4 separate regions of the Mus musculus genome follow, and regions 1, 2 and 3 are each linked to region 4. Evidence: chromatin loops called from intact Hi-C (ENCODE). Cell type or tissue: heart. All regions are shown on one strand. Region 1 has its middle 7.2 kb from the start of Gm36392. Region 2 overlaps Arhgap28 (Rho GTPase activating protein 28). Region 3 has its middle 11 kb from the start of Gm36312. Region 4 has its middle 53 kb from the start of Epb41l3.

Evidence for each region. Peaks named below come from ENCODE experiments on the same cell type or tissue, not always from the same donor. Only the 100,000 strongest peaks of a DNase experiment are listed, where the experiment ranks them.
Region 1: a loop joins it to region 4, with 8 times the contacts of the local background. A loop is called at or near these places in 24 of 42 quality-filtered maps.
Region 2: it touches region 4 in a loop (4-fold over the local background); 12 of 42 quality-filtered maps call a loop at or near these places.
Region 3: it touches region 4 in a loop (10-fold over the local background); 19 of 42 quality-filtered maps call a loop at or near these places.

What each region holds. Positions count from the first base shown.
Region 1 is chr17:68,878,931-68,883,930 of GRCm38, forward strand. No RefSeq gene overlaps it. Among named protein-coding and RNA genes, the nearest start is that of Gm36392, 7.2 kb to the left of the region's middle. In heart, CTCF peaks have their summits at 2,901 (motif pointing right) and 4,730 (motif pointing right); no DNase peak of the experiment used is centred here; H3K4me3 peaks cover 536 bases; H3K27ac peaks cover 400 bases.
Region 2 is chr17:67,867,665-67,872,664 of GRCm38, forward strand. It overlaps Arhgap28 (Rho GTPase activating protein 28), which reads right to left. Exons shown (of 18, transcript NM_172964.4): 8 at 4,219-4,384; 9 at 4,025-4,116; 10 at 1,287-1,364. Among named protein-coding and RNA genes, the nearest start is that of Arhgap28, 130 kb to the right of the region's middle. In heart, a CTCF peak has its summit at 2,724; DNase peaks (open chromatin) are centred at 2,587 and 2,627; H3K27me3 peaks cover 1,964 bases.
Region 3 is chr17:68,174,528-68,179,527 of GRCm38, forward strand. No RefSeq gene overlaps it. Among named protein-coding and RNA genes, the nearest start is that of Gm36312, 11 kb to the right of the region's middle. In heart, CTCF peaks have their summits at 2,433 (motif pointing right), 2,632 and 3,480 (motif pointing right); no DNase peak of the experiment used is centred here.
Region 4 is chr17:69,103,921-69,108,920 of GRCm38, forward strand. It overlaps a transcript of Epb41l3 not described here. Among named protein-coding and RNA genes, the nearest start is that of Epb41l3, 53 kb to the right of the region's middle. In heart, a CTCF peak has its summit at 2,336 (motif pointing left); no DNase peak of the experiment used is centred here; H3K4me3 peaks cover 1,706 bases; H3K27ac peaks cover 733 bases.

The sequences.
Region 1 (5,000 bases), 220 kb before region 4:
ATTTATCTTTATATATCTATTTATCTATGAATTACCTATGTATCTATCACCTACCTATTATCTATCTATCTATCTATCTATCTATCATCTATCTATCTATCTATCTATCTATCATCTACCTAAATCATGTATCATTTTATTTGTACTGCTGTTTCTGTCCTTGTGGAAAAGCCTAAATACTAATTTATTTCCATAAACAACCTAAATTTCCCTTTTCTGAATAAAACAATAAACTGACACCTTATAAAGATTACAAGGTGAATATTTGGGGGAGGCCAGTATTTCTTCTATTATACACTATGTCAAAAGCTTTGATACATGCCCAAGAGCATGAAGTGCTTCCCACAACCAGGGTGTTGCCCTCCTAATGAGACTTAGAGCCTAAAATCTCCCTGAAGCCCCTGAAGCTTTTTTTAACTTACAAGGTAGTAGAGGGCAGGATGGAAGGCAAACTTTCAAAGAACCAGAACAGCTGAGGCTGGGCTAAAAAGTCTCCTGATTCAGAAAGAGGTTGGTTCAAATGTCAAGAGAAAGACTGTCCTTTGATTCACAACTGTTTATGTCCCTGGCTATGCAGAAGAGCATGGTCCGAGTGTTGTCTAGCAATTTCCTCCACGATAAAACATCCCATTTGAAGGGAAACTTACTAAGGTGCACAGAGAAAAGAAGCATACCTTAGCAAGGATGCTCTTTAATCTCAGAGAGCAAACACGTAAAGACTTCAGGAAGTCCCTAAAACTGATTAGCGTCACTAGGCTCCACCTTTCATGCCTATATAAGCAGAAAGGACTGCTGGGAGACTCTCCCAGACCAGGTGTGCTCCCTTGAAGAGACAAAGATGAGAGAACTTCTTGGAGGAGGCTCAGATCACTTGAGCTGCCTGAGTCTCTCCAACCTGCTCAGCTTTCTACAGGTTGTATTATGAGCTCCGGGTCTCTGTCTTTCATGGGTCATCACACATGCAGGATGGGTCAGCTTACTGAGAGTGTGTTGAGTCACCTCAGCTTCTGTAAGTACCTCTTCACCAGTATCCCTGCAAGTAGCCCCAATAAAACACTGACCAAGTTGGTCTTTGGCGGTGTCCTTATTTTCATCCATCATTTGTTTCCCCACTTGGTGTAGCTACATGTTTGCTCATATCTCCCCAGGAATGTCACACAACACTGAGGTTGACTTAGAACACGTCAACTTACTGGCTAGCTGAGTCCTACTAAAGTTGCCAGAAAGGTTTGACAACTATCACAACTGCAAGTCAGACTACAGAAGTTCCTTTCCCAGCTGGGAGCCTGGGAATCAGAAAGGCACAACATTTATGAAGTAAATGTCACTAGCTTCCACTTCAAGCATTCTTTTCGAATAGAAACCATGAAACGTGGCAGGGAAATATGGCCTAGGCTCCAAATAAGAGAAGGGTCGCCAGTAGCAAATGTGGGTGACCTAGACACTAGGGTGATGGTCAGACAGGGTTGTTCACCTCATTCTGACAGAGCTGAGGGGAGATTAACAAGTAACTGACCTCTGGGCAGTAAAGCTGTGCCTCATGGGAATCTGGGTTACCAATCCGGAAGCTACTTTGTACCTACTGTAGGTGGCCAGGTAAGAAACATACACCATGGGTTATGAATGTCCGGCTTCATACACTCAGAGGACAGAGTCACACATTGGGGAAAGCTGACATCCAGAAGGAATCCTAGAGTGTTTGGCTGAAATTGTAAATACCAGAGTAAGAATCCAAATGTTTAAAAGCAAGTATTAGTATTCAGTGGGGGTTAAAATTAAATGTAAAAGGAGTAAGAGCAGATAGAAAATTGTCCTTTAGACTATCACAGAAGAGACCCAACCGCATATCTTAAAATCTTAAAGCTGGGCATCTTCAGACTCCCAGCAGATCTCCTCAGGAAAATAATTAACTTCAAAGAAAATTGTGTAGCTTGAGAGTGGAGAGCTTCAGAAGTCACCAATAAGTAACCAAGACTAATGCCAATAACATGAAGGGCCACCCCATTATAGGCCCCATTACTATACTTCTGTAGTGTCTGTTGGTAATGTATTACCCAAATCTCTTCACAAGAAAACAGCAGACAAAGCCAAACTCAAGAGATAATCTACCAAAAACAAACAAACAAACAAACAAACAAAACAAAACAGAACAAAACAAAACAACAGCACTCAATAGAAGTCTGGAGAAACAGGAAACTACCAAGGTTCTGCTATGCACTGGAGACAGAGACAAGACAACTAAACACAAGATGGGATCTTAGATTGGATCCTGGAACAAAGACAACAAAAAGCTGGGAAAATCTTAAGTGCAGACAAACAGCTATTGTTTGGTGACTAGGAACATGGAGGTATTCACCCCTCCTTCTGGTCACTGTCCAAGGGTCAGGCTAGATGTTAACAGGAATCAGAACAAGCATGGGCAGATCTTTCCATGTTGTTCTTGCAAGTTTTCTGTAAATCTAAAACTATAGTGTTAAAAGGATCCCAAGGGATCCAGAGGAGAAGAAGAAGAAGAAAAAAAATGAGGCAATATGACTTGAAAGAGAACTTCCAGAAAGGCATATTAACTGATTAATAGATACATAGTAACTGATAAATCTAAACATAGTAAAAACGTTTTAAATGAATCAACTAGAAATGTCAGAACTAAAGAACACCGAGATCTGGGCTGCAGAGAGGGCTCAGCTGGTCCAGGCACTTGTAAGCTACCCCTTCCAGCCTGAGTTCCCACCTGGACTCCCACAAAGTGGCAGAGAACTGGTTCCTGAGCATTGTCCTCTGACCTCCCAACCCACGGGGCACAGTCAGGCACACAGAAAAACAAACAAGAAACAAATAACATTTAAGAGAGCGCTGACAGTTCAAAGTAGGACCCTTTTATAATTGTGCCGCCGCTAGGTGGAGCAGGTGGAGGGATACCTGTGCGACTCGTTTCCTAGGACGTTCTGATAACAGCCACGTTTGGGAACTACTCATTGAATGAACATTATGATAAACGTCACTAAACGTGGAGTATGATGAGGGATCCTAAGGTTGCTGCTGCGTTTGAGGATTTTGATTGCGTTCAGCCGCGTGGAAAGGGCACAGCACAACACAGAAGATGATGGCGGCGGCGGCTGGAGCCAGAGGATCTGTCTTTCAGTGTTCCTCTGCTTTCTCTCTCACCAGAGGCCACCCTTGAGCATATCCCGGTCTCCATGAACAAGAACACTGCTTCTGCCCAGTGAAACCCTTCACAAAGTCTAAGGCTCTTCATAGGAAAAAGTTGTGGGGAGCTGGTCACATAGGTCTCCTCTGTTCAGCACATACTGAAATTTCAGATTAACAGAACAGCAACCACGGCCAGCTAGGAAAAGCTGAAATTACAGAGGCACTGCTTGCCTTCAGTCTCATGGCCTGGCCAATGGCAGTTCCCAAGCAGCCCTCTGCGGGAATGGCATCATGGATCTGACATACTCAATCCCTCATTAACATTGACACTGCACTGAGCCCTTCTGTGAACACAATCACCATGTTGGCTGTTTTACATACATTGCCTCATATAATCTTCGTGGCAATTCTCCACATTGGTATTGATTTTTCTAGAGGGGGATTGAGACTTACAGATAGCCCCCCCCCCCAATTTATACTTACACACTTTAAAAAAATTAATATATTTATTTGTTTACTTACATCCCAACGGCAGTTTTCCCTTCCTCCTCTCCTCCTAGTCCTTTCCCCACACCAAGATGACACTTCAATTCTGGAAAAACAACAACAACAACAATTTAACAAATTAATCCCATTACACAGCATGTAAGCAATTAGCTATCCTTCAAACTCACAGTTTGGTTCATGCTGGCTTGAATCTTTGATTTTTTTTTTTTTTTTTTGAATTACAAAAAGCTAACAGCTACCCTCCTTCTATATGGAACTTTTTTTTTTCATAAAGGGTGTTTCCAAAAGTACCTAAAAGCAAATTTTATAAACCTCCTTTTTAAACAGCCACCACTTATGTAAGTAATAAGTAGTATATATGCATATACCTAAGGTAGACCCTGAGGCTTAATGCCATCCGGTTAGTTCCCACCTCTCTACACTGCTGCACTGGGAGTAAAGGTTTCAACACACGCTTGTGGAAGGACAGCTTGGCACCATAGCAACAAAACATTATCCTCCCCCCCCCCCATAAAACACCTATATTATTCATCCTATAGTACAGCGGAGCCCTCCATGTTCCAGTGGAAGGATTTCTGGATAAGAAGCACATGGGTTCGGTTTACACAGTTAAGTTCTTTCCTGACAGATGCCATCGCTGACCATCCTTAAATACAGAAATGCAGGTAGAGTTTGGGTGTGCTAATTGCACACATGAGCCAGTATATTTCTCTCACTGCTACATTCCACATGGAGAACAGCTGTGACCTGACAGCTTTTGCAAAAATGTATTCAGGTACAGTAGCAGCGAACTGTATCCAGATGCCTACATGCTGCTCTATGTCTGAAAGGAAGCTGGGAGTCAGAAACCAACAGCCATCAGATGTGTCTCACCTTCAGATAAATATTTCATGCTCACAATAACTTTTTCCAAATGCAGCTTGACTTTCAAGTACACTGACACTTGTCCAGGCAGCGATCTGCACAAAACACAAAGGCCAAGGGAACAGCATTTTAATTTAATCACAGGCCCTGTGAATATTCTCCCTCTGTGGGAAAACCAGGGCCTTTGGTACAGAATAGTAATTACAGCCAGTAGATGGCATCTAAAAGCTAGGATAATATTTCAGATCTATATTTAACCCCAGACTTGCTCATTTCCAAAGGTTGACCCTCTAGCGTTAGTCATATTGAATCAATTTTAATTTTCAACCCTATTCACACCAGAGTTGAACTTAAGATTTTTTTCAACCAATAAACTCTTATCACTTTTACTGCTCACATAGTGCTGCTGCAGTAAGCAGACTAACACAATACTACTACACAGTAAGCAGGTTAATGTGGGTTCTCCGAGCAGCTATCAT
Region 2 (5,000 bases), 1.2 Mb before region 4:
AAACAAAACAAACAAACAAAAAAAAAAACAAAAAAAAAAAAAGAAAGAAAAAGGAAAAGAAATATGCTACCATATTTCAACATTTCTACCTTGACCCTTCTCATAGGTATAGATTCCCTCAAGTATAAGTGAATTAATGAAGGGATTCCTCTCCACCCCTGTGCCTTTTCTTTCATTGGCTTATCACAATCATTTCTTCACCACCACTTGCACATTCTTTTCAAGGCCCATCATTGGGTGTCCACAGACTGGGGTGACCAAAACGTAGGCATGTGTGTGCCCAAAAGGAAGCACAATGAAAGCTTTTACTAGAAAAGGTTCGCCCCTCCAGGACTCCTCACTGCTCTGTAGAGCTTGCCTGTGTGGGTATAAGAAGGCAGAGCAAAGGAATTCACACTGCTGCGCTGCGGTTTTATGTAGATGCTGGCATTACCATACATGGAACTGGGGTTTCAGAGCTGCTGCTGAGTGAGTACTCCAGTGGTTAGGAGCACTGCTACAAATTCTTAGATGAAATCTGACCAAAGAAGAAGCTAAGAATGGGTCTCAGCTGTGAGCAATTAGCAATGGAAGTAAAAGCTCAAAGACTCCTAAAGGCCAAAAAAAAAAAAAAAAAAAAAAAAAGTTGATCCCCTAAACAGGTCCGGGTGTTTCAAACTCCAATCTGAAGACAAGCAACAGTTTTAATGGCAATGTTTCACTCTTCTAGCTTCTAAGAATCGCAGCATGGAAGAGACATACAACCGAAGTACTTAAGAGTATTATGGCAAGCCAAGCCATACTATCAAAGGGACAACGGCGGTCACAGAGACGAGATTTCTGATGCTCACTGGAACTGGGTCATGGTGGCTTAAGAATGTCCCCCATAGGCTCATATATTTGACCGCTTTAGTCATTAGGAAGTGGCACTATTAGAGAAAGGTTAGGAGGTGTGGCCTCGGGAAGTAGCTGTGGTCTTGGTAGAGGAAGTGCGTCATGGTGGGGGGTTGGCTTTGAGTTTTCTAAAGCCCATGCTAGGCCCATTTTTTTCTTCTCTCTGCCTTCTGATCATGATGAAGCTCTTAGCAACTGCTGCAGCATCCTGAGTGCCACCACGCTCCCATGCTCTTGCCATGTTCCCACCCCAGCCCCCGCGCCACGATGACAATGGACTCACTCTCTGAAACTGTAAGCAAGCCCCCCAACCAAATACTTTATTTTATAAGTGTTTCTCGGGTCCTGAGCGACTGAACGCTGACCAAGGCTAGCTCACGTCTTTATCTGGGAAGAGAGATATCACTGAGTACCTTGACTTTGGCAGTACATCCCGAGAGTCGAAAAATTCCTTCCGATTCCAGACCTGATTCCTCGACTTTCTGAAAAAACTAGAAATTGACAATAAATTACATAAATTAAATACCTCTGTAGGATGACAAACATTCTAATAATAATAGTAATAATAATAATAAGAAGAAGAAGAAGAAGAAGAAGAAGAAGAAATAATTCTAAATAATCTATGAACCTGATACACGGATGATTTCTGAAATACTAATAACTGGCCCAAAAAAGTCAATACTGCCTTTGATTTGCCAGCGAGTAAATTCTCCATTTAGATCATCTATGCTGTAACTTCCCAACATCAACTCCTACCCATGGACTCTGTTGGGTATGTTGTCTTATCTACTGTGCTATGTTTCCAAATTGTATCTTTCAAATATGATAATCATTTCTCTTATGTTGACCAACCAATGCTCAATCACACCATGTGTCTACAGCCACACTACCCTGCATGAACGTAATGTCATCTAAATCTACCCTCATTGGTTACAAAGGACCTAAGAACTTAAAAGAATTCTAGAATATTAACTAAGGACTTAGACATGTAAGAATTAACCTCTCTCTTAAATACTCATGGTAGTGGTGGCGATGATGGTGATGGTGTTGATGGCGGTGAGGACATGATGGTGGTGGCAGTGTTGATGACCTTCAGCCACTGCTCTCTCAACCCTGCCTGTACTACTCTCCCCCCTGCTGAGGGAGGCTGAGGACCCAGCTGGGTTTTGCACCTATGTCATCTAAGCTTGTGCTGAATTGCCTTGGGTTAAAGGTTGATTTTTGCAAAATCCATCCTTGACATTTAGGACAAAGTACGTCATTCGTGCTTTAACTTCCGAGCAGGAAGGGCAGCACGGGGACAAGGACTCTCGACTGCGCACGCTCCCACAAGGGCTCCGGGAGCTTGGCACATGCGCTCAAGGACTCTGGGCTGCGCATGTGCTCACAAGGACTTATGGACTGGGCATGCGCTGTGTACCTTTTACGTTGGCTCATCCTCCTCTGCCCCAGTTGCCGTGTTTGCAAAGTGATAAAAAAACAAAACAAAACAAAAAAAAAAAAAAAAAACTGCCCCTTGGGCCTCTCCATGCTAACGACACAGGATATGACGTCATTGGTACAGCCCTTCCCATGGGGAGACTCCCTACAGACAGCCCCTCTGCACAGAAAGGATGCCAGCATCTCTGTCACTGCACCCTCCCTGCTCCTTCAGTGGTCAATTGATCACCAGACTTGAGGAAGCAGCTCTGGTTGAGGTGCCAGGAGCCACTTAGAAGAGGAGAAGAGGGCGGATGCAGAACTGTTAGTGTGGGTAAAAGCAAGTCTGTTTCCCCAGCCAGGGTTTATGTATCATTTACAAACCATTTAAAATCCAGGGAGGGCTAGGATAAAGGCCTGCGGTGTTAAGTGTGCCACCAGGCGTCGCTGTTGCGCGTAAGTGAGGACTTAGGTAAGCCGATTCAGTTGTTACCCATATTTGAAAGTTGTGGGACATTGAGAGACCACTCAGTGGTTATGAACAGACCCTGATCAAGCAGAGGGCCCGAGTTCAATTGGCAGAGTCCTCACAGGGAGTCTTGCCACAGCCTGTGCTTCAGTACCAGGGGATCTGACATCATCTTCTCATTCCCTCAGGGGCTTACATGTATGTGTGCATGCACACACAGAGACACGGACGCATAATGAAAAAGAAACCTAGATCTTTAAAAAAGTAAAGCAATTCTTTAGCAATCATAGAGAGCTCTAGATACAGCAGTTGAGATATTAAAAAAAATCCTTTGGGAGAAGGAGTGGGGTGAAGGATTGTTGGTGGGGGTGGCTGTGAGGGGGGGCAGTGACCAGGATGTAAAGTGAATAAGTAAAAAAAAAAAAAACCTAATAATAATAACAATGATAATAATAATAATAATAATTTGGCTTTCTAGGTTAAAAATAATTATTTTTTTATCAATTATATGTACTTAAAATTTGACATCAGATTCAGAAAACTGATATATTCTGATATCTAAATGCTCAATATATTTTCTACCTCAAATATATTTTATTTAAATTACATATGTGTGTGTGTATATGTGTGTGTGTGTGTATGTGTATGTATATATTGTCTTTATTACCTTGATTTGAGTTGTAAAACTCCATAAAATGATTGCATACACCCATTTGGCAAACATAGCTTTTGATACATCTCACAAAGCACTTGTAAGTTCAGCAAATAGACTATTAACAATCACATCTATAAAGATAATAATCAAAAATGCATGCAAACAAGCTAAGCATAGTGGGTATGCCTTTAATCCTAGCACTTAGTAGGCAGAGGCAGGAGGATCTCTGTGAGTTCCAGTATAGCCAGGTCAACAAAGTGAGACCCTATCTTGATTTGAAAAAAAAAAATCCATATAAACATGTGTAAATTCGTGTAAGCACATGCGTTTACACAAGCAGCATTGGACAAAACAACCAGAAGCCAGAACACTGTCCATCCCTGACAGAACATTGTTCTTATGGAGGAACAATGTAACAAGGTTCCAGGGCATGCAACAACAGCTCCCAAGGTGGAAAGGTTCCCGAGGCTTGTCCCTCCAGTTCATGTGCCTGAAACAGGACCCTCTGTGAAAAGCAATGGTCAGACCTCAATAGGGCTCCCCCAACTTTAACTCTACAAGTGCCCTCGGAGCTCACTGTCTCCTTGGTCTTTTGCCCAGGGACTCACTTTTTGTAACACCAGGGGAACTTTCACTGCAGGGTCCTTCTTCCGGTCATTGTCCAGGAGGACTGTAAGTGGCACTCCGAAAATCCCGTTGTCTGCAGAGAACAGAGCCAAGGGAGGAAGAAAACACTAAAGTCAGGAACGTGTCCTCGTGTCCCAGGGCGGCGCTGAGGCGGGCAGCCTGGTCTCATAGTTACCTCGGCCTCTCACTCGCTCGGTTTTGTTTCTCTTCAGTTGTATCCCAAAAGCATCGAAGAAGGCTGTCAGCTCAATCAGAGAGAGGTGGCGGATTTTCTTCATGTCTTCCACAGACAGGTCCCCCGTCTCGGTCAACCCAAATCTTGTTTTCTGAATGATAAATTTCTAAAAGACACAGTGAAGATGTTCAATTTTTTTTTTAATCAAGTGAAATCAGGACACACTAAATTTATACAACAAAACCTAATGGAAAAATACCTACAAAGAATGTCCTGGACCTAAGAGACAATGAATAGTTGTTTAAGAACACCTAAAGACCAAGGCTATGCTAACTGGAGCCAAAATGGCGCCCTGAAGGGTGGGATTGTGTAGCTGTCAAGGTTGTAGCCAGAGCCCGATCACAGCTGTGACAGCAGCCTCCTCTCCCTTCTCCCCCTTTTCCAAATTAATGTGTTTGTGTGTATGTGCACATGTCTACGTGTAAGCATCGGCAGGCTTGCTGTAGCAGGTGTGTGGACATCAAAAGATGTGTGTCTGTGCACATTTCTATGTGGATGCATAGGCAGGCCATGTGGATGTCAGAAGATGAGTGTCTGTGCACATTTCTACACGTAAGTGTAGGCAGGCTTGCCATAGCAGGCATGTAGGTGTCAGAGTCAGTCCTTGTCTCTCATCCTACTTGACAGGGGCTCTCCATAATGTTGGCTGCTGAGACTGTGACACTACTTGGCTTATAAACGTTGGCAACCTGAACCCTGAACTCCCCTGAACCCTGCCTCTT
Region 3 (5,000 bases), 930 kb before region 4:
ATATTCCTGAGTCCATTCTCCCAATGTCTGGAAACTGCTCTGCTCTGAACCCCATAGAGAGTGCTGCACAGAAGGAAGTTTAAGTTGGAAGGAGCTTAAATCAGCCAGCAAGGTGGATTCTGGCACTTGCTCCAAACCTTAGATTGTGAGCTCAATTCAACAGCACGACCAACACAGAATGGGATAGACAGAGTGGATCTGAAATAGAGAGAACGCAGCAGCATGCATCACATGGCTTGTCCCTGTCACATGACTTCTGGTAGCATCAGGTTTTACCTACTGAACCTTCTCATCATTATGATGATGATGGGAAATTTTCCATTATGTATGGAAATTTTGCTGCTGTAGAGATGGAGACTAGCTCCTTCTACGCAATACAGTGTAGTCTGCTGAGCTGAGTAAGGGTCGCTGACTGCCTAGACTGAAAGATGTTGAAGAAGGCAGGGATGGGGATAAGAAATTACATCAATTGCTTGGTGTTTTTGTTTTTTGTTTTTGTTTTTGTTTGGTTTTTTGTTTGTTTGTTTTTTAGAGACAGGGTTTCTCTGTATAGCTCTGGCTGTCCTGGAACTCACTCTGTAGACCAAGCTGGCCTCGAACTCAGAAATCCTCCTGCCTCTGCCTCCCAAGTGCTGGGATTAAAGGCATGCACCACCACTACATCTGTAATGGGATCCAAATTCCCTCTTCTGGTGTGTCTGAAGACGGCTACAGTATACTCACATACATTAAATAAGTAAATCTTAAAAAAAAAAATGGCTTCAAAGTTACTTTCTATGTAAAAGAAACGGAGAAGTCTTTGTTCAGTGGCATGCTGGCCAGGTGAACTGCACTCCTTCTGATCCACTCTTCTGACTCTCCCATATTTGGACAACGGGTCTGTTTCAAAGTTTGGTTCCATATGTCACTCAGCACCAGGGAGTCTACTATGTCCTGGTTTGTTCTACTGGGAACCAGAGCATGACTGTAGTCTACAGCTGTGACCTTCCAAAAACGCTGCTTAATAGTACTTTAAATATTTATTTATTTATTTATTTATTTATTTATTGTGTCTGCCTGAGTGTGTGCATGTATACTACATATGTGTAGTACGGGAACCCATGGAAGTCAGAAGAGGGCATCTGATCCCTGGAACTGGGGTTACATATAGTTATAAGCAAAAATGTGGGTGCTGGGAAAGTATCCAGGTGCTCTGCAAGAGTGGCGGTGATTTTAACCTGTGAGCCGTCCCTCTAGTACTGCACTAATGCTTTTCATTTCCTAAACTCTTTGTAGACTCATCTTGTACATTTAAGTTTGGGTTTTCTATGGGTTTTACTTGTATTTTGTGCCTCTATAGGTCTTGGCTCATAAGACAATAAATCCTATGATGACAGGAATATTTTTTCTTTTTCTTTTTTTTGTAGCTAAGATGGAGTTTAGCACATTGTAAACCTTAGCAAATATTTCTGAATTTGAATCCACTAGTGGGTGAGTGATGACACTAATCATATCTGAAAGTTGACCTGAAGTATGAATTGTGACTTGTGTATGAAAGACAGTTTGAACTGTGGGTCCTGACAAACTTGGGCTCAAATATGTCACCATGTACCACCTTTTCAATATATTCCATATGTTCCTGTCCATGCAGATTCCTTTGGATAGAGAGGTCACTTCTCTACCCTGCTTCTCTTCATCCTCCTCCTCCTCATCTTTTTCTCATTCTACTTCTTTATGCAAAAAAATATGTATTTATTCATGTGTCTGAGTGTATACACGCATGTGCACTATGCCTGCACATGTGTATTGGATATATGTGCACTAGTGTGAATGTCTGTGCCTCCATGGAGGCCAAAAGAGAGTGGCAAATTCCTCAGAGATGGGAGTTGGACAGTCCTTTACAGTGAAACTATCTGACTGCATGCTGGGATCTAAACCCTGGACCTCACGGCTGAGCAGCAAGTCCTTAGCCACCGATCCTTCACTCTAGTCTTCTGTGCCACTTCTTCAATGACGTAATCATCTTCTTCCTTCAAAACTCAGTCATCAATAAAACAAGATACACACCAAGAAAATTGTGTTACAGAAGACTATTTAATTTTCACGGGGCGATAGTTCTAGTAGAGCATCAACCGAAAAGACAATTTATAGGTCCATTTTGAATCGAAACAAAACAAAACTATAGTGTATCTATTGCTCCATGATTCTTGCAAGGCAATAAATAGGACTTAATGACTTTTCATATATTAAGTCATGGTGAACTGTGCTTGCCAAGGTGAGGGGACATTCAATGTATGCCACCTCTGTGTAGTTCCCTTTCCACTGTCGAAACACCAGGGCAGGATACCCACTAGATGGTCTGGCTCTCCTTACCCGGGAACACTAATCCATTGGGGTGATTTCAAGGACCCCTGAAAACCAAGGGGAACAGCACTTTAAGGATGTAATTTCCCAGGTGGGCACAAGGGGGAGCAAGATCTCAGAAGCAGTTTGGTAGGCAACCCCAATTGATTGCAGCCCTGTTCTCATTTTGGTTTTGTAGGTCTTAAAAAAAAAAAAAAAAAAAAAAAAAAAAAAAAAAAAAAATCCCGAATGCCAAGATCGCAGTAAATGACTGCAAGGCCAGCAAAGGACAGGACAAGGGAGCACGGCCTAATGAAGCACAACAAAGGCTCAGAAGTTGACCGTAAAATGGGGACCTGTGAGCTCTTGACAGTTTAAACTCAGTCATAAAGACGGTCGATGTGCTTTAGAAAGAGAACACAGACAACTGAACACAAAGCAAGTCACAGATAAAAATGAGAATACAAATGGCAGCAAAATTACAGATATGAATCAAATTCTAGAACTGAAAGATAAAATAATTGACCTGAAAAATTCACTAGAGTAATTTGGCAAAAGGCTCTATCATAGGGACACTGAATGTACAGCGAAGATAAAGAAGACTTGATTAGATAAAATAGTAATAATAATAATAATAATAATAATAATAATAATGGGTCGGTAAATTTGAACATTTTGTTTGAGACCATCAAGTTTTGGGGTGCAGAAAGAGAACAGGAATGAAGAAGGGCAGGCATCTGCAGGCTGCGCTCCTCCATGCATCAAAGGCTTTTTAAATTTTAGGCTTTATATCACAAATAACTGGGCTAGTGCACGTGTTATGAAAGTGTAAGGAGAAAGGGGGAAGGAGGGAACTTACTTGAGAATATGATGGCAGCCAACTTCTCATATTTGAAGGAAGAAATGAACATGCAGGATTGGAGGTAAGTAAACTCAGTTGTAGGATTAGCACCCCCTTGGGGGTGGGGGGCAGGCAGAGAGACAGAGAGAAGGAAGCAGGTAATAAAATATTCACATTTTAGACACAAGAAGAACTCCAGCTATGGTGAAGCCAAAGAACAGTCCTGTGCAAGTTCAGGTAGCCGTCTGAAACCAGTAAGGAGCAGCCAAAGATTAGCTACCAGCACACTGGAGGAAATTTCCTATCAGAGTCCCCTGTGGAAACCTTGTAGGCCAGCAGGGGGCGGAGTGATGAATTCAAACTGCTAAAAGAAAAAGGTCAAACAATATTGTAGTTGTCAGAATTGTCCTTCTGCAACAAAGAGGAGATGGAGGCTTGCCCAGATGAGAAGCTGCTGGAGTTCATTAACAGGAAACTTCTATACAAAATGTTAAATGGGGGTTGGGGGGGAAGAGGGGAGAAAAAGAGAGAGGGGAAGGGGGAGGGAAAGGAGGAGAGGGAAAGGGAAAGGGAGAGAGAGGGGGGAGAGGGAGAGAGAAAGAGAGACAGAGAGAGAGTAAAGGAGAGAGAGAGGGAAGAAGGAGAGAGACAGAGAGAGAGGGAGAGGGAGGGAGGGAGGGAGAGAGAGAGAAAAGAGAGAGACAGAGAGAGGGAAGGAGAGAGACAGAGAGAGGGAGAAGTGTTTTCCTCATTGGTCTTGGTCAATTTGACATAAACCTAGACATAGCTGAGAAGAGAGTCTTCTCTGAGGAGATGCCTCCACAAGGTTGGCCTTTGGCAAACCCAAAGTTGTATAAGAAAGCAGGCTGAGCAAACTATGAAGAACAAGCCAGTAAGCAGTACTGCCCCATGGCCTCTGCTTTAGGTCCCGCCCTGGACTTCCTTCTATAACGGGCCGTGATATGGAAGTGGATAAAGGAGTGAAGCTCACTGAGTTGCTTTCAATCATGGTATTTGACTACAGTGATAGAAACCCTAACTGAGATAGCTGTCGGGAGTGAACGCTTATGGTGGTGGGATGTTTGAGTCAATATGAAAAACCCTGGCTCCATTAAAAAAGAAAAGGAGTCCTTCAGGTTGGAACAGGAGGGTGCAGAAAGAAGCACAAAGTCTTATACAAAAATACTTATATGAGCAAATATGGCAACCTGTATTTTAACTTGAGTCTATAGAATATAAGTGTGAAAAAATAACCCTACAAATCTCGTAATGGGTACAAAATACTTATAAACATTAAAAACATGAGATACAAACAGAGCAGAGAGTTTGTATTTGGTTGAAATTAGGTGATTGTCATTTTTAAGTTCTATGTGTAACTGTATTGTTACTTAGTAGAATGCTACAACTTTGTTTCATGTGATTGGAGTGTCACACAAAAGAAACTATTTACACGTGCACACAAAGCGAAATGAAATACTGATCATGCCCTGTCAATCAAAATCCCCAAACTGGAAAATAATGAACTACAAACAAAATCCTGGGAGGAGGAAGAGAGGCAAAAAGTGTGACACATTAAAAAAAACAAAAACAAAAACAAAAACAAAATCCCTGAAATGAGTAGAATACTCCTTCCCCGTCTATGATTCTATTTTTGATTTTTGAAGACTTATTTATTTTATAGGTATGAGTATTTAGCTTGAACCAAGGGGGTATCTGGTACCCTCAGAGGCCTGAAGAGGGCAGCTCACCTAGAACGGGAGTTAATGATTGTTGTGAGCATGTAGGTGCTGGGAATAGATGCTGGGCCCTCTGAAAAGGCAACTTAACTACAGAACTG
Region 4 (5,000 bases):
GCTTCATCTTCTTTATAGGGTACCAGGATCACCTCTAACTTTCTTTGGAAGGATCTGTTATTTTGCTATTGACACCAGCTTCTGTACTAGTGGGGTATGTGGAAAGAGACCTATGGAAAAACTGTGGAAGTATGGGCTTTCTATACCACAGGGCATGCTGCTAGCTCCCCTCCCCCACTCCATTTAAAAATCTAATTGGAAAATTCCATTGCGTCATCGTAGGTCAAATTGCCTTGCCATCCACTTGATAACCAGTGCGAAGATGTGCACATCTTAACGGCCAGTTTTGCATGAAAGTCTCTCTCTCGGTTTTAAAGCTATTGACAAGGGGCCACGTTAAATAATGTTTCCAATTCATTTCGTCTTCACTTTAGCCAGTAGATAGCTGGAGAGCTCAAAGCTTCAGACGGTCCATAGGAGTTTGTTTGTTTGTTTGTTTGTAATCAACCATGTGGCTGGAAAGATGGTTCAGTGTTCAAATGGCTGTGCAAATGAGAGGACCTGAACTCAGATCCTGAGGGCTGGCTGGCTGACTTCCTTCCTTCCTTCCTTCCTTCCTTACTTCATTTATACATTCATTCATTCTGTCTGTCTGTCTATCTGTCTGTCTTTCTTCCTTTTTCTCTTTCTTTTCTTTTGATTCTCAAGACAGGATTTCTCTTTGTAGCCCTGGCTGGCTGTCCTGGAACTCACTCTATAGACCAGGCTGGCCTCGAACTCACTAGGTTTTAAAGACCTGCACCACCTCTGGCTAGTGGGACCCACTTTCAAAGCTGCTGTGGCCACACTTGCTTCTGACTTCCGCACTGAGGCATGGGGCTGGGGCAGCTGGAGGCTGGTTAGGCTTCCTGCTCAGTCAGGAAAACAGCAAGCTCCAAGGTTGGTGAATATACCTAGTTCAAGAGAGTACGGTAGAGACTGCCAGGTCAGGACACCCGATGCTCTCCTCTGGCCACTGTGTGTGTGCACAGGTGTGTGCACCCGCCACCCCCAGTACATATAGTAAATGGAAAAGAGCTATCTCTGTTAGCAAAGACGAAACACTCCAAATCGCTATTCTTGTTTATTCCCGTCAGTGTGCTTTTATAGATCATTTATGGTAACAGCGATAACTCTTGGATTCTTTGACTTAGCAACAGTTTACAAAGGGGAAAAAAAATCACTTTATATCTGCAAACGGTGGGGCAAACATAGCGGTTGATCTCTCATCACAAGAATAAAACTCTGGTCACACACAGCACAGACCGGCATTTCTGGGACAGTTCTCAATGCCTTCATGCTTATCTGACCCTGATCCAACCTGTTTCTTGGACTTCTGGGAAGAATTCATGTGAACTGTATGACTCAGACTGGCTCAAAGGTTACCCTGGCCCATCTTCAGCTGTCAGCAGAACATCTTGCCTGTCTCACGATTTTTTAGAAATCTCCAGAGGGGCAAAAATGACTCCGAAACATTTTACTGCCTGTCAGGTCCAGCGGGTGTCAGCAGAAGTCCTGGGGACTGAACTAGTCTGCTGCTGCTCTTCTGAACTTTGCTTTCCCAGCAGGGTTGCCAGGTTGGGAGGCAGTCTGAGATAGCTCAGGGAGCCAGCTTAGCTGCCTTGGAGGACTGCTTCTATCTCCTCGGAAGAGACAAGAGGTCCCGGAGTGGCTGCTTATCTGGAAGTTTTTATCTCTTGCTCTAGCTGGAGCCTACCTCAGGCTCGAGCGTGTTATCGGAGCCTATTTTTAAGTGTGCTTACCCTGAGTTAACCCTGTCCTTTGTACCTTCGGCAGCCTCTGCTCCCTCAAACAGACTCAGCAGGTCTGAATACTGCCTTCTTACCTTCTCACGTTATGAAAAGCAGAGTAATTTGCGTGTAATTTGGGAAGTTGTCTCCCCCCCCCCCCAGTCATATAATACAACAGGAATGTCATGAATTTTCTGATTGCAAATTGTTTTATATGCATGAAAGAGTTAACCTTGTTAAGCTGGTTTTTGGGTATTCACAAAGACTATCCTATGTACCCCTCAGTGCCTGGTCCCCAAATCATACAATCTAGAGTGGGCTCTGCAGACAGCAGCTTTGGGACGAGTGTCTCTCCCATAGTAAACGTGATAGAAATGTTCGTTCTAATCCTTCCAATTATTAGAAAGATAATCTCTTTCCTCTCTCTCTCTCTCTCTCTCTCACACACACACACACACACACACACACACACATACACACACACACACACACACAACTATAGAGTTTAGGGATCTGTTGAGTAATTTATACTTTGCCTCGGTTTAATTGATCCAAATCTTGTGCTGTGAGCGCCACCTAGTGTAGGTTTCAGGTTAAGAAAATCCTATGGCTTTTTCAAAGGGACAAAAATTAACTAACTTCCTGACTGTTCTCCTTTATAAAACTAAAAAACAAAAGACATTGCTATTTCATAAGGTGCTTCCCTGGCTCTGAACACCCAGGAAATTGTGGCTATGGTGGAATTATTTTTAAAAAGTACTGTGTGTGTGTGTGTGTAGGGGTCATGGAGTTGATTCTCCGTATATATCATTTGGTTACAAGCTCGGTGGCAAGCGACTTTCACACTGGCTCACAGTGACTGTTCTTAATCAGTCTCCCACTTCTCCACAAGTTCTCACTCCATAGACTTTTAAAAAGGCAATAATTGCATCACTCATGTGTCTAATTTCGGTTTCAAGTTGTAATTGTTACCTTCGCCTGTGGTAAATGGATTTAGATGCAATTTTCTGGTGATAAAACAAGTAAGATATCTTAAAATTTAAAAGCTCAGAAATGGCTCAACCAGTTTAGCTCCTAGTTACCATCTGATTTGCTTTGTTGTTGTAAACTGGAGACTGTGTTTTGATGGACATTTTAATTAAATTTTTAATAATGTCATTAAATTATATTTGGAAAACTCCTATGCTATATACAGCTTTATGATTCAGGTTGTTTACTTAGTAACCAAATGGAATTATCCCGCAGTTGGCATGGAAACTTCTTCAATTTTGAAAATAGATTCGGATCCCTTCCTATTTTCCTCTCACAGAGAGGAACTTCAGGTGCTTGTATGGCTTGTTCAGTGTGGAAGTTTGAACAGGGATGGCTCCCAGCGGCTCATATATTTGGATTCTTGGTCTTTCATTGGTGGAGCTGTTTGGGGAGGATTAAAAGGCATGGTATTTTTGGAGGAGGTGTGTCACTAGGGTGATCTTTGAGATTTCAAATTCTCAGATAGCTCTTTCTCAGAGGTCACTTTCTCTGTTTCGGTCTCTCTGTTTGCCCCCTCCCCGACTTGTGGGTCAGATATAAACTCTCAGCAGTTGTCCCAGCTCCATGCCTGCCTGCCTGTCTGCTGTCATGGTCCTCGCCATGAGGCTCACAGACTCTAGCCCTCTGGAATTGTGAGGCCCTTAATTAAATGCTTTTAAAAATAATAATAATAAGTTGCCTTGGTCATGGTGTCATTTCCTAGCAATAGAAAAGTTACTCAGACAGCCAGTGACCTCCAAGAAGAAGGTGTAAATACAGTCATTTAATGAGGTGATAACGTCTTAGAAATCAGCCACCAGATGATTTTGCTCTTGAGTGAAGAACACCACGGAGTGAAAACTGAGATGTTTTCCATGCTGGTGTCTCTGGAGTGTCCTTGGGTGGTATGGTATCATGGGACCACCAATCAGGTGTGACTCTTCACTGATATAAGTGTTCTTGTGTATGACTCTACGTGCTTTAAACTAGAGTGTGTGTATGTGCACCTGCCTGCAAGTGCCCAAGGAGGCCAGAGGAGGGGGCCTGATCCTTTGGAATGGGGTTTGTAGGTGGTTGTGAGCCTCCTGATGTGGATGCTGGAAACTGAAGCTGGGGTCTCTTCAAGAGTAGTGTGTTCTCTGAACTGCTTAGTCATTTTTTGTTTGATCTACCTTAACAGAAGACAATTATGTGACAATTGTATTCTCTTGTGTTTGGGCTTTTAATCCATTACACTCACGCGTGCGTGCGTGCGTGCGTGTGTGTGTGTGTGTGTGTGTGTGTGTCCTGCCAGTCTCTGTGTGTCAGAGTGTGACTGAGTGTGTGTGTGTGTGTGTCTGTCTGTCTGTGTGTCTATCTGTGTGTCTGTCTCTGTGTGTGTCTCTGTGTGTCTGTGTCTGTGTGTTTCTGTGTCTAGGTGTCTGTGTGTTTGTGTGTCTGTCTGTCTGTCTCTGGGTGTCTGGGTGTGTGTTTATGTGTGTGTGTCTGTGTGTGTATATTTGTATATATGTGTGTGTGTGTGTGTGTGTATCTGTATACCTGTATGGTCTCTGTGTGTGTTACTGTAGTATGTAGTGTAGTGTATACACACATGCTGGTGCATGAGCCTATAAGTTTATATGGAGGCTAGAGGAAGGCACCAGTGTCCTTATCTATTGCTTTCCACGTTATCCCTCTGAGACAGGGTCTCCTACTGAGCCTGGAGTTAGGCTGTTGGCCAGCAGGCCACAGTGCTCCTCCCACTGCTGCCCCATGCAGTGCTGCCCCCCATCACTGTCCCCCACCGCTATCCCCCATCACTGCCTCCCATCGCTGCCCCTTCCCCTGGCTCTCGAATTACAGGCACACACATGACTTTTTAGATAGTCCCCAGAATCGGAACACAGGTCTTACTTGTGTAACAAGCACTCTTACCCACCAAGCCCTACAACAAGTTGCTTTGAGTATAGTTTAAAAAAAAAAATCCAGCTCAACGTTGGGATGTAGTTGGGAATGGAAAAGTACCTTTATTAGTCCTCCTACATAGTTCATTCGACGCTGTAGCTTCATGAAGAGGGGTTTGACAATCCAAGGGATAACAGGTCTTGAGAATTGCTAGCCTACTCAAGATGAGGCCTATCCAATTCCACCTCCACACACTAGCTTGATGTCTAGGAGCTTCTGAGCTTCCACGTTCCGGTTACAGGAGACCTAGCACAGAAGAGGCACTCGGGTGGAAAGTCTGATGCCAGTGGCACATTGGTGTTGACAAACATATGT